Regions from separate parts of the Homo sapiens genome. Here region 2 is linked to region 1. A link is a contact called in ENCODE Hi-C or POLR2A ChIA-PET data. All regions are on one chromosome and are shown on one strand. The core of a region is the stretch at or near the end of the contact, and the rest is flanking DNA. Distances in the headings are between cores, read along the strand shown. Region 1 has its middle 23 kb from the start of DENND2B. Region 2 holds the start of C11orf16 (chromosome 11 open reading frame 16).

Region 1 (7,006 bases), core at 2,839-5,338:
GACCCTGTCTCAAAAACAACAAAGTAGCCGGGCGCGGTGGGTCACACCTATAATCCAGCACTTTGGGAGGCTGAGGCGGGTGGATCATGAGGTCAGGAGTTTGAGACCAGGCTGGCCAACATGGTGAAACTTCATCTCAACTAAAAATACAAAAATTAGCCGGGTATGGTGGCGAATGCCTGTAATCACAGCTACTTGGGAGGCTGAGACAGGAGAATCGTTTGAACCTGGCAGGCGGAGGTTGCAGTGAGCTGAGATTGCACCACTGCACTCCAGCCTGGGCGACAGAGCAAGACTCCGTCTCAGAAAAAAAAAAAAAAAAAAAAAAAAGAAGTACAGAAGGATGCTTGTCTTTGCAGGGTTAGTGATGAGGATGAGGACCCATGCTCACTGTTGCTGTGCCCAACCCTGGGAGGCTCTCAGGCTGCTGAAACTTGCTAGAGAAAGTTGTGGAGCTAAGTAGAATATTTCTGGGCAGAAGAGCTCCATAATTGATTCTGTATACTTTCAAGTAGGACTTCTCTGTTATTTTGCAATTTTTTTTTTTTTTTTGTATTTTTAGTAGAGACGGGGTTTCACTGTGTTAGCCAGGCTGGTCTCCAAATTCTGACCTCCTGATCCACCAACCTCGGCCTCCCAAAGTGCTGGGATTACAGGCATGAGTCACCATCCCCGGCCCTATATTCACCATGTTTTTATGTATTCCATAAGCCCTAACTCCACTGTGACCTACATCCCCGATGAGGATGCCTCCTACTTTCCTGAGACTGTTAGAGCTAGGTGACATAGAACTCTGGGGTAGTTTATTTTCTTTAGATAGATCGGTACTCAGCCAGCCAGCTCAGGAGAACAGGCAGTGAGCATTCCCCGTAGGCTCTGTAGACGTGTTCCTTGCGAATGCCAACGATGTCTGGTTGAAGTAATAGTTTGATCTGGGGCTGGATAAGAGTTGTGAGCCTGTGTCTGGCATTTGGTATTTTCCCCCATTCTTTGATCTTAAGTTGTCCTAGGCAGGTGATCCAACTGGTATCTGTCACATAATATCCAGTGCGTCCTCCCTGGCACTCCGATTCTCAGTAGTCATGAACCAGCTGGCTTCTATATCTCTCACCAATCACAGGTAATTTAGGTCTCCCTCAGGTAAGTGTTCTTCAGATCCTACTCACATCCTCTTTAATCCCCATCTTTCCTTCTCTTTCTGTCCTTATGATTTTGCTTAATTGCCTCCCAAAAAACCCTCCTTATCCCCTTTCCTTTTTGCCTGTGGGATAAAAGCTAGCTTTGATCATAGCTGGTAAAGTGTGAAACCAAGAATACTTCTGAAAGGACAGTCAGACATTTGGGAATGAAAGTAGACGGTTTGAAGTATCAGTGCCATCACTATTGTTCTTGAGAATGCTTTTAAAGATTCCCCCCAGATATCCATCTTTTAATTAACCTGCCCTTCTTCCAGGACCACAATTTGAAACACGTAAAAATTATTATTTATTTGTTTGTTTGGAGACAGAGTCTTGCTGTGTTGCCCAGGCTAGAGTGTGGTGGCGCGATCTCAGCTCACTGCAGCCTCCACCCTCTGGGCTCAAGCAATTCTCCCACTTCAGCCTCCCGAGTAGCTGGGACCACAGGCACACACCGCCATGCCCGGCTAATTTTTGTATTTTTGTAGAGATAGGTTTTGCCATGTTGCCCAGGCTGGTCTTGAATTCCTGGGCTCAATTGATCCGCCCACCTTGGCCTCCCAAAGTGATGAGATTACAGGTGTGAGCCACCGTGCCTGGCCAAAAATGATATAATTTTATTCCTCTTACATTTTGTTTTATTGCTAGTATTTACAGAGGTATTGTTTTGTGTCTTTATTATGTATAAACAGTATTTCAGCCATGTTGTTCATTAATGAGCTTGTCTGCGCATCTGGCTACCATGTCTGGTGTTGTTTCTGTGGAAAACTGTCTTCAACCTATAAAGGGCGACTGCCTGAAAAAGGAGCTTTTAGTGAAAACACAGTCTGTTCACCCTCTGGCCCCTGCTGGTGAAGTTGCTCTAGAAGAGACTGACTCTGTTCCCATTGCATGAAGAGGAAGAAAAGTGCTTCCAAGGGCTTCCGGGAGCAGGTCAGGAAAGCTAGGTCTGTTTTCTTCAGTCTCGGCTAGAGGAGCTGGAATGTGCCATGCCTAACTTTGCCTAAGCTCTTTTCTTTTTCGCACTGTGTGTCACACTGGGAAAAACTTGAGCTTAAAACCCAATGAAATTCTCCCACTTTGAAAATCATGATGTAATTATGACAGGATCGCATTCTTTAAACTTACTGTTTAGTGGGGTTAGTGGAGTTATCTCCTCTGATTTTTGACAAGGAAATAATACATTCTTGTTGCAATGCTGTATCAGGTCTTAGGATGGAAAGCGTCTAATTTAAAGCTACAGACCTTTCCTGTAGGACGCATATGCTGCTAATCTATGAAAACTGAAGATGTCCCAGTGCACTGTGTGTAAACTGCAGCATCTCCTTGTGGAATGAACAGTTCAGGAAAATAGAATGACTTTCCAAACTGTACTAGGTTCCAGGTGACTGAAAATTTCCTGTGAGGGTGGGAAAGCTTATCCAGATGTTCTTGCTTGGGGATCAGCATGTGTCATCCCGTTCCAAAGAAGTACAGTCACAGCTGATTTTATCTTTGTCCTTCTTTCTGTGGTGCCCAGGGATGCTCTTTTTGAGTTCATCTTTGGTCTTGTCTCTCTGAAAAAAGCAGCATGCATTTTGATCTAGGTTTAAACAGTTAAAATCTGTGGCCACAGGGTAAGGTGAAACTAATGGCTCTAAGTAGCCAACTTTTTACCTTTGCTTCACTGGCACCAGGCTGTGAGTAACTGAACTAACCAGCTGCAGACCCTTATTATGCAATTTTGAGGTAAGGATGGGTGAAATCCTAGGGGCTGGGAGACAGACATGTTTGGCTACCAGAGAGATGACATCAGTTCATTTACTGGTGCTGTGGAGGAAGGGGAGATTCCAGGTGCTTAGCCTTCTTCCTGCATGTGGGGGTGTCCAGAGCCACCCTTAATCCTATTCGCAGCCAAGGTCTTTGCTTGGGAAAAACCATATTTAACTCTGTGCCTCCTGTTATCCCCATAGGGACATGAAGTTGGAAGGGTTCTTGTATCTTTGGCTTCCCGAACAAAGCTTTGAAGAACAGACGTGTGTCTATATGTGTCTCTGTGTGTATTTTGTATTAATGCTAGCAACTGATTAAGGTTTTCAGAGTCCAGGTCGTATATGAGAAGGGGAAGTGTCATCTGGATTTTATGGAATCTGTATTAGGAATTGCCCTTTCCTTGCAAAGGAAACAGTTAATGATGTAATCCACTTTTAAATTAAAATTATTTTATTATTTTATTTTGATATCCTTCACGTGGACACTTAGTATATAACAGGAAGGCATCTTTAATAACTCTTTCTGTGTTCTGCTCCTTCTCCTGTGCTTATCCTAGAACAGAGCCTTACAGGGTCATAATTTGGAGGAAGCACAGGCTTCTGGGAGCTGTGGTACTAACAGTAGGACTAAAAAAAGCCTTATGACCTCTGAAGCATGACTGAGAGAATCAAGCTGGGAGGCATTAGAGCCCATCTGCTCACCAGCTTTGCTGGCCTGTCAGATGTTGGGCTTCCCCTCCGGTTTGCCCTCCTCCCTCAAGATGTGTTAGAAAATGAAGCCTGCTTCCTGGAAAGCAGGTGACGCCAAAGCCTATGCTAAGAGGATCCGACCTCACATCTGCGTGCCTGCCTTGGGCTCCCCTGTGACTGGATTGCTTCGGGTCTCCCTAAGACCCTTGCTGACATTCAAGTGCAGCCGCTGCTTACTGGAAGCCGTCTGGGGCCAGCCCAGGCTTGTTCTGTCAGGGCCTCTTCCCACCACTGTGTCCTCGCCTCCTGTGGGCTTTCACATACAAGGGCCTCACCATCCCTGAATTGCCAGAATCCTTGTTGTGAGAACCCAGTGCCTCCCAGTCAGGGCCCAGGAAGCTGTGGGTAAGCTCTTGGTTTCCTTCTCGGCCAGACACTTCTGGGAAACTATCTGCATTCCTTTCTGCCCAACTCTGCCTCTGGGCTCTGGGGCTGTGTGGGGTGTGGCTGCCTCATGCCTCTGTGAGGAGGAATGCTAGTTCCACTGAGACCAGCCATGGAAGGTAACCAGGAGTTTGAAGGTGGAATTCCCTTTTCTTGCAGTCCTAGAGCCAGGAGCTAGCTTTTCATGGATTGTGATGAGGTGTTGGTTCTTTTTTTTTTTTTTTTTTTTGGAGACAGAGTCTCGCTCTGTTGCCAGGCTGGAGTGCAATGGCACAATCTCGGCCCACAGCAACCTCCGCCTCCCCGGTCCAAGCAATTCTCCTGCCTCAACCTCCCGAGTAGCTGGGACTACAAGTGTGCACCACCATGCCCAGCTAATTTTTGTATTTTGTACTAGAGACGGGGTTTCACCGTGTTGGCCAGGATGGTCTTGATCTCTTGACCTTGTGATCCGCCCACCTCGGCTTCCAATAGTGCTGGGATTACAGGCGTGAGCCACTGTGCCTGGCCGAGGTGTTGGTTCTTTTAAAAATTTTCCAACTTGCTTTCCTGTCTCGCTGTCACTCTGGAAGGCGGGGGTGAGGGGTAGGAGGAGAGACAGTCGGCTCAGTCGGCTGTGATCCATCTTTGGCACTGGAGATGGGTGTGGCAGATACCTTTTGTGAGGAAGGAGCTTAGAGGCAGATGAGAGAATCTGCCTCTTGGTCTTGGTATAACTGGACGTCTCCCCAGTCTGGCTCTGTTGACACTCTGAATGGTTTGTGAAGGCATCCTCTGGCCCCTGAAGGCATTACCATCCTTACCAGGTTTAAAATCTTTCAGAGTGCACCCAGCATCATCAGCTCCTGCAAGCAGAAAGGGCCCAAGGGAGCATGAACACACACTGGGTAGAAGTTAAGCCTGGTTTTTTAAAATTTAAGTTTAAATTTTTAATTATTTAGGGAGTGAATCCTACAGAATTTAATTTTTCCATCTTTTTTTTATGGAGACAGGGTCTTGCTGTGTTGCTCGGGCTGCTCTTGAACTCCTGGGCTCAAACAGTCCTCTTGCCTCAGCCTCCCAACGTGCTGGGATTACGGGAGCAAGCCACCCCACTGTGTGCAGCCCAGAAGTTGAGCCTGAGAGGTAGGCTTATTGCCCTGTGTCTACCCAAGGGTGTGTGTGTGTGTCTGGAAGTGGAGATTAGGAGTGAATGCATCTTATAAACAGGAGAAGATCTGGAGAGACGATGGTGGGGGCTGGCTGTGGGGAGCACAAAAGCTGGGACTTTTGCAGAGGTGTATTTGCTCCCGAGTGGCCAGAAGCCAGGAGTAGTGGGGAAGGTGGGTTTAGGCATGCTAGGTTATGCTTGCATTGCTGAGTACCTTGGGTGTGATGGCCAGGAATGCTTTCCTCTGGGAATTGGGCCGATCTCCTGACAATCCTCCCCATTTTACACCCATTACATACTTATGTGATTCTTACCTATCAGGGAGGTCTTGGGGTCATGTGTTGTGGGGCAGAGGCTCTGAGTCTAAGAATGGGCTGGTCAGCCAGGGGCTCCACCTCCCAGTTTGTTGGCTTCCTCAAGGATGCCATCCTTCTTTGCAGCTGCCAATCTTCACTGGTGTCTGTGCCCTGGCAGGGTATAGAGCCCTTCTCATGGGTGCTCTGCCTCTTTGGGGGCTTGAGAACAGATGGGGCTTAATTTGAAGCAGATTTCCCTCCAGGGCCCAGGTATGAAATATATATTAGAAGATGACTACTGGTCTTGGCTTTTCTTTCTTATGTGTCTCTTTCTTCCTTTTATCTTCCCACTACTGTCAGGCACTGTGAGCAGCTGTTGCTATCACACGGGCGGATCAGAACATGAAGAATGGAGCTAAATAGAGCTGTCTGCATGCTGTTCTGATGGGCTCAGGCTCAGCCTCAGAGAATAGGTGGATTGGAGCCTGTGATGGGGGCTCTTTCCCCCACCAGAGTGGGTGAAAGCAGGGAGGAACAGGCGGGAAGATACTTTAGGAGTTGGGAGGGTATTAATTCCACCTCTTCTCTCCTTCCTCTGTACCCCAACATTCCCTGTGAGTTGTCAAGGGCTGGAGAGATAACAAAGATCTTTCTTTCCACCATCAGGCAGTAAGGCAATGCAGCCCTCGCTGAATTTTCAGCTCCACTGACATTGTGATGCAAATATTAAATAAAGCTTATTTTCTGACCTGAGGGAATTTATAAGCTATTGGGAGAGACAGTGTTTGTTAAACAAGTAGAGAATATCCAAGATCTTAACTGTGTTGGTTTACGAACCATGGATACATTTATAGTTCAGAACAAGAAAGTTGTATCTTAAAACCACAGAAAACTTTCCTTGGAGGAGGCAGGATTTTTCTGGTCTTTAAAGTTGGGTCAACTTTATAAGGAAAGGAGAGATGTTCACTCCAGTGTCACGGCGATGATCTACCTTGGAGGGGTAGGTGTGGCAGAGCAGAGCCAGGGACCTGAGCTCTGGAAGTCCTGCCATTACATAGGTGATGTGAAGTGATGCAGTGAAGGTGGAGTTTTGTGGAAATCTCTCCTGTAGATCGATGAAAATAGGATAATTTTGGAGAGGCCAGAGAAAGGCAGTGAGGAGGCCTGCTAAAGGACCTGGCAGGTCAGCAACAGGAGAGAGGAAGGGGGCGAGTCCTAGAGAATATTCCAGAGTAGATGAGGCAGGACTGACATGAAGGATGAACTTGAGGGGCAAGACGGAAGACACCAACGTTTCTGACCTGTGAGAGCTAACCAATACTGACACGTTCTGTTTGTGAAGTACTTGGACTTTTCAAAGCACTTTTTCATTCAGCAGAGCATTGTCTGGGCTCTTAGAGTTCATCTAGTCTGGCTCTGTTTTATAGAAGGGGAGATTGGGGACGAAAGGGGAAGCGACTGTTCCCAGCACACACAGCTATTTAGTGGTGGGGCGGG
Region 2 (6,791 bases), core at 3,915-6,414, 100 kb before region 1:
CCTGATTCTGCCCGCTTGCCACTGACCAGGTCCTTCTATCTGGAGCCCATGGTCACTTTCCACGTGCACCCAGAGGCCCCGGTGTCATCCCCTTACTCTGAGGAGCTGCCACGGCTGCCTTTTCCCAGCGACTCTCTTATCCTGGGAAATTACAGTGAACCCTGCCCCTTCTCTTTCCCGATGCCTTATCCAAATTACAGAGGGTGCGAGTACTCCTACGGGCCAGCCTTCACCCGGAAAAGGAATGAGCGGGAAAGGCAGCGGGTGAAATGTGTCAATGAAGGCTACGCCCAGCTCCGCCATCATCTGCCAGAGGAGTATTTGGAGAAGCGACTCAGCAAAGTGGAAACCCTCAGAGCTGCGATCAAGTACATTAACTACCTGCAGTCTCTTCTGTACCCTGATAAAGCTGAGACCAAGAATAACCCTGGAAAAGTTTCCTCCATGATAGCAACCACCAGCCACCATGCTGACCCTATGTTCAGAATTGTTTGAGTTGCTGTTTCCAAATAGAAATGAATAATATCACAAAATGGGGTCTCTTACGGCATCATTCAATAGTTTTTCCTAAATGTAATTTCCATGTGGGCAGGAAATAGCTCAAATGCTAACCTATGCTGGGTATTACTCGCTTGGGCTTCAATTGTACTAAACATGATCTCATGTAGGTTGAGGAGCTGCTCTGCTTCTTTCACGAACTCTAGGGGAGCAGGGGGCCCCAGAGTTTCTGCATGTCTCACCCTGCCCTTCTCACATGCTCGGCCAGAGGCTGAGCATGTGAGAAGCTCTCACGGAAGCTTGTGAAGCGTGACTGCTAACTACCTGATGCCGGTCGTCACTTCGCTGAAGCGTCGTGCTGAGCAATCACAATGAACTTCTCTTTATTTGTCAACATTTGGAGATTTTTACTTATTGGGGATTGACAAGAAGTCACCACCATGGGAAAGTGTCTTGGGGCTAAAGTGAAAGTAGTTTACAAAACCTTGTTGTTATTTGAAATTATTTCAGATGCATCATTTTCCTGCATGCAGACTTCTTCAGGCAGCTTAGTATAGGGTCTAAGAAGGCAGAGCTGTGGCCGGGCTTGGTGGCTCATACCTGTAATCCCAGCACTTTGGGAGGCCGAAGCGGGCGGATCACAAAGTCAGGAGATTGAGGCCATCCTAGCTAATGCGGTCAACCCCGTCTGTACTAAAAATACAAAAAATTAGCCGGTCATGGTGGCGGGCTCCTGTAGTCCCAGCTACTCAGGAGGCTGAGGCAGGAGAACGGCGTGAACCTAGGAGGCGGAGCTTGCAGTGAGCCGAGATTGCGCCACTGCACTCCAGCCTGGGTGACAGAGCGAGACTCCATCTCAAAAAAAAAAGAAAGTCGGGCTTGGTGGCTCATACCTGTAATCCCAGCACTTTGGGAGGCCGAGACAGGCGGATCACGAGGTCAGGAGATCGAGACCATCCTGTCTAACACGGTGAAACCCCGTTTCTACTAAAAATACAAAAAATTAGCCGGCCTGGTGGAGGGCGCCTGTAGTCTCAGCTACTCGGGAAGCTGAGGCAGGAGAATGGCGTGAACCCGGGAGGCGGAGCTTGCAGTGAGCTGAGATCGCGTCACTGCACTCCAGCCTGGGCGACAGAGCGAGACCAGACCTGTATCTGCAGTATAACTCTGCTACCTCTTCTCTATGTCTCGGTTCTTCTCCACAAAATGAGAATAACAACAACAGCAATTCCCATGTGTTTATGATGATGATTAACAGACCTTGACATGTAATAAGTATTCATAATGATTAAAAACTTTTTTTTGAGATGGAGTCTCACTCTGCTGCCCAGGCTGGAGTGTAGTAATGCAATCTCAGCTCACTGCAACCTCCGCCTCCTGTGTTCAAACAATTCTCTGCCTCAGCCTCCCGAGTAGCTGGGATTACAGGCACCCACCACCACACCCAGCTAATTTTTTTTGTATTTTTAGTAGAGATGGGGTTTCACTATGTTGGCCAGGCTGGTCTTGAACTCCTGACCTCATGATCCACCTGCCTCGGCCTCCCAAAGTGGTGGGATTACAGGCATGAGACACCACTCCCAGCCAAAAACATTTTTTTTAGAGATGGGGTCTTCCTATGTTGCCCAGGCTGGTCTCGAACTCCTAGCCTCAACCAATCCTCCCACCCCTGCCTTCTAAAGTGTTGGGATTACAGGTGTGAGCCACTGTGGCTGGCCATCATTACTGATTATTATTATCATTATCTTGTTTTGTCCATAGCATCACCATTCTCTAGGTTCTCTAAGCTAGAAAACTTGGAGCTGCCAGGCCTTTCCTTCATACCTGGGAAGGACAGTCCCTGCCCCGTATCTTGGGGTCTGCCTTCAAAGTGTGTCTATTTCTGCTTCCATGGCCAGCTTCAGCTCTTCCTTCTCCTTTAACTCCCAGGTCCCATCTGTCCCAAGGCCCAGTCAGTGACCTATCCCACACTGTCTATCACACTCCTCTCCACTGCTATGCCTCTATGAAGTCTTCTCCAACTTCCTATCCTAGCCGTTACTTCTTCCTTTATTTTGTATAAATATTTCTCTTGTGGTTGCTATCCTGCTATCTTTAGACACTTTACACACCTATCTCTGTCTTCTTCAGTAGACTGCAAGTTCCTTGAAGATAATTCATCCAGCCTTATTCATCTTCTATTCCTAGTACCCAGCAAAGAGCCTCAAATCAGGAAGGTGTCGGTGAATATCTGTTGTCACTGTTTTCTTATTCCAATCCCGTCACCTGTGTCTGGGTTATTGGTAGCAGTCTCCTGTCTGGCCTCTTGGGATGCGTTCTCAACAGGCTCCACCCTCACTCTCTCTGAAGGTATTTCATGTCACTTCATCGCTTAAGCTGCCTGATGACTTCCTTCTGAACGCCACCTTGTTTAAATTTATCAGCTTAGTTTTCAAAGCTCCCTACTGCAAAACAAAGCAGCAAACATAAGAAGCCGTGTTTTCTCATTTCTCCTTGCCAGCAACATTTCACAAAGCCCCTGACTCTTACCGCAGGCAGCTCTTTCGCTCTTCAGAAAGAAGCTTTGAAGACACGACAGGACAGAGTACACGCCCCTCTCCCTCCTCCACCCCGTCATCTCCTGCCTGAGTCACTACATTCCTTAAAAGATAAATGACCCGAGTTTTGGCCTTTTCCTATATGTAAGATAACATCTGATGGGATTAGCGATGATGCCTCTGTAATCTATAAGCAGGATTACTCTCACACCCACACTCTGATGTGAGTCTGCTTTAATGTGACTCCTAAGCAAGTTCAATGTGATTTTGCATGTGCTGAACCCATTTCCCCCAAACAGAAAATCACAGTCTCGCAAATGTATCCTTCTCTCTTCTCTCTTACTTCCTACCTAAACTAGAATATTCTCCTTTTCCCCTCCTCCACTGAAATCCCACTGTCTCATTCAAGAATCATTCTTTCACTGCCAGAGACTTCACGGGTATTTTTTAATTTATTTTTTATTTTTTGAGACAGAGTCTTTCTTTGTCACCCAGGCTGGAGTGCAGTGGCGCGACCTCGGCTCACTGCAACCTCTGACTCCCTGGTTCAAGCGATTCTCCTGCCTCAGCCTCCCGAGTAGCTGGGATTACAGGCGTGTGCCACCATGCCCAGCTAATTTTTTGTATTTTTAGTAGAGACGGGGTTTCACTGTGTTAGCCAGGATGGTCTCGATCTCCTGACCTCGTGATCCACCTGCCTTGGCCTCCCAAGTGCTGGGATTACAGGCATGAGCCACCGCGCCCGGCCATGGGTCTTTCTTAGACTCTCTGTGTGCCAAATAACTCCGCCTTGGTATACGGTCCTGGGCAGCAGTCATTCTCCTGACTATGAAGTGATGCTTCGGGAGGGCAGTCATCAGTTAAGAGGCTTTTGGTTGCAAGTAAGAAACAGCCCAATCCAGAGTGGCATAATCAATAAGGGGAATTATTGGCTCACAGAGCTGAGGCCTAGAGTAGCAGCACTGCCTGCAGGCAGGACTCAGTACTGTCACCGAGAACCTATTTTCAGCTGGGCGTTGGGGTGCATGGCTGTAGTCCGAGCTCCTTGGAAGACTGAGGCAAAAGCATCCCTTGAGCCCAGGAGTTTGAGGCCAGCCTGGGCAACCCTGTCTCAAAACAAACAAACCAACCAACCCTCTATTTCCTGAGGTCTATCCTCTCTTTCTCTGGGAATAGCTTCAGTGTTCCCAAAAGGCTGTCAGAGGCTCTCAGAACTATCAGCTTTCTTATTCAGGCATAGGAAGAAAGAGAAAGCCTATATCCCAGGATTCCCAACCAAAGTCTCCAGATTCCTGCTGATTGGAGAGGTTCAGGAACACGCCACTGCCTGACCAACCCCTGGGGCCAGACGGGGATGGAAGGGGTGACTGACACCCACTCTACCCCTGGAGGTGGGTACTTTGGCCTCCCTATCCACATGGATCTGCCAACTGAAACAGGACCTGGTAGAAGCGGGGTATGAATGTGGGGGAGACACATCCAAACGTGCCTGCATACCAGGCATATAACCAGTGCACAGTGACTGGCAGAGGCCTCCAAATACGAGCCCCTCCCACAAGCAGAATCTGGACTTCTGTTCCTTTGTTGCCAGTGTCCACACCTCTCACTCCAAATGGTCACAACACCTCTGCTCCTCAACAGAGTCCTGCCTGTTATAGACAAACAGGCCCACACCTTTGGTTATTTTGGTTTAGACTAGGGACAAATTCTATCCTAGAGTCCCCAGGCCGCCAGTGGCTCCCCCATTCCTGCCTCTAGTGTGTACAGGGAGGACGCCCTCAGTTTCTGCGGAGGTGGCTCCTCCCTCACAGGAGTCTCCTGGGATCCGTGAGGGCTTCCCACCACCACTGACTCTTCCAGCAGTGGAGCAGCCTGAGCTTTGGAGAACTGAGGCTACACTGGCCTTTTTCCCTTCTTCCTCCTCCTCTTCTCTCCAAAGGGAAACCTGGAGAACACCCCCTCCCCCATCACTTCCTGCCCCACCCCTACCTCCCAAGGCCTCCTGTCCCCCTCTCCGCATGCTCGGTGCACTCACTGGCCACAGACGACAGCGTCCCCAGGCTGCACCCATGGTAACCGGCGTGGCAACCAGGAGTCGGTTGGGCTGAGACCCTGAGCCCCAACTGTCAGAAGGAGCCTGAGGCTGAGGTGGAGGCTGGGAGTTTGGGGCTGTGGGTAAGTCCTTGTGGGGTCAGACCTGTGGACTTGGGCAGGGGCAGACCCTCACGGGGCTCTGGTGGGCTGCAGCAGTGCGGCTTGATCTTGGGCCCTGGTGGCAGCTGTCTCCTCTGAACAGGGCTGGAAAGGGGATGGACGGCCCTGAGATCTCAGCTTGCCTGAGGCCAGAACTAGCCTTGTAGGTGGCCGGGGAGGAGGAAGGAGGAAAAATACTAACATAAGTTGAGCTGCTGAATACGCCAGGTGCTTTCCATGTATTCTATCCTGAGTGTAACTGGAGAGCAGAGGTTAAGTGAGCACACAGCCAGCAGGCTGTAGGGGAGGATTTAAAGCTGGGCTGCTCTAAACTCACAGCACTTGCTCTTCCAATCCCTTCCCTGTTTCCTGAGTGGAGGTTCCCAAGGCAGGTGACTCAAAGAGGAAACTGTGAGAGTTTGTGGGAGCAGGTAGGGCCGTGCATGGACTCAACTGTCCCCAGAGGCAGCTAACTGCAGAGCTGAGCCCTGCCTCGCCCCGGTGGCCACTGCTTGCTTCAAGCTGCAGCTCAGGTAATGGTGGTGCCTATTCTCAGGTGGATCCTCTGAAGGCCATGGAATCCTCCACGGGGCCCAGGATGCCTTTGCTCAAATACTGCAGCGTGGCCACAAGCCTGAAGGCCCCTGGCTGGGACGGTGCTGCTCCACCTTGGGACCTCTCCTTCACCTACCCCTTTGCCCTCCAAGCACCCTGGCTCACCGGGCACAAGCCCCTTGCAAGGTACCTGTCTCTGCCCCTCTGGGGGAAGTGGATGCCCTTTTCTTTTTCCTTTGTTCTTGGCTGTTGGTGGTAGACCTTGGTGGACAGACTTGCTTCCTGAGAAGGTGGAAAGGGGTCGTCATTGTTTGGCCTATGATTGGCATATCTGTGTGGGGTCTGTCACTCCAGCCTACATTGTGCTCCCAGAGCCCTCCAGGGTTGATCTGGCTTTAGCAGAGTTGCAGATGCTGCAGTTGGCATGAGTAAGAGAAGGCAGTTAGGGATAGCCAGTTACCAAGTTTATAGCTCATTTTACCATCAATGCTGAGACTTGGCTGGGCGCAGTGGCTCACACCTGTATACAATCCCAGCACTTTGGAAGGCCGAGGCAAGCAGATCACTTGAGGTCAGGAGTTCGAGTCCAGTCTGACCAACATGGCAAAACCCCATCTACTAAAAACACACAAAAAATTGGCTGGGCATGGTGGCTCATGCCTGTAATCCCAGCACTTTGGGAGGCCAAGGCAGGTGGTTCACCCAAGGTCAGGAGTTCGAGACCAGCGTGGCCAAGATGGTGAAACCCCGTCTCTACTAAAAATATAAAAATTAGCCAGGCATGGTGGCGGGTGACTGTAATCCCAGCTACTCAGGAGGATGAGGCAGAGAATTGCTTGAACTCGGAAGGTGGAAAGGTTGCAGTGAGCCGAGATCGCACCATTGCACTCCAGCCTGGGTGACAGAGTGAGACTCTGTCTCAAAGAAAAAACAATAATTAGCTGGGCGTGGTGGCACATGCCTGTATTCCCAGCTACTCAGGAGGCTGAGGCAGGAAAATTGCTTGAA

The links. Hi-C counts contacts between places; a loop is a spot of excess contacts on that map. ChIA-PET counts read pairs that join two places held with the same protein, here RNA polymerase II (POLR2A). Pooled maps may share reads with other maps.
Region 2: a loop to region 1 is called in a map of endothelial cell of hepatic sinusoid, with 3 times the contacts of the local background. The contact joins the promoter of C11orf16 here to the enhancer-like site in region 1. A Hi-C loop is called at or near these places in 1 of 168 maps with a recorded cell type or tissue (endothelial cell of hepatic sinusoid) and 2 of 50 pooled maps. POLR2A ChIA-PET finds 5 or more read pairs at or near these places in 5 of 52 experiments (AG04449, AG04450, BJ and 2 more).

What each region holds. Positions count from the first base shown.
Region 1 is chr11:8,829,738-8,836,743 of GRCh38, reverse strand. It overlaps a transcript of DENND2B not described here. Among named protein-coding and RNA genes, the nearest start is that of DENND2B, 23 kb to the right of the region's middle. RefSeq lists enhancers at 3,302-4,102, 3,834-4,153, 4,103-4,904. Within about 2 kb of position 4,088, at least 9 of the 41 ENCODE cell types and tissues checked have a DNase peak (open chromatin) inside an H3K27ac peak, as active enhancers do.
Region 2 is chr11:8,931,320-8,938,110 of GRCh38, reverse strand. It overlaps C11orf16 (chromosome 11 open reading frame 16), which reads left to right and starts at 5,164. Exons shown (of 7, transcript NM_020643.3): 1 at 5,164-5,210; 2 at 5,785-5,969. The coding sequence starts at 5,803. It overlaps ASCL3 (achaete-scute family bHLH transcription factor 3), which reads left to right. Exons shown (of 2, transcript NM_020646.3): 2 at 1-533. The coding sequence ends at 495. RefSeq lists enhancers at 765-904, 975-1,074, 4,707-5,545.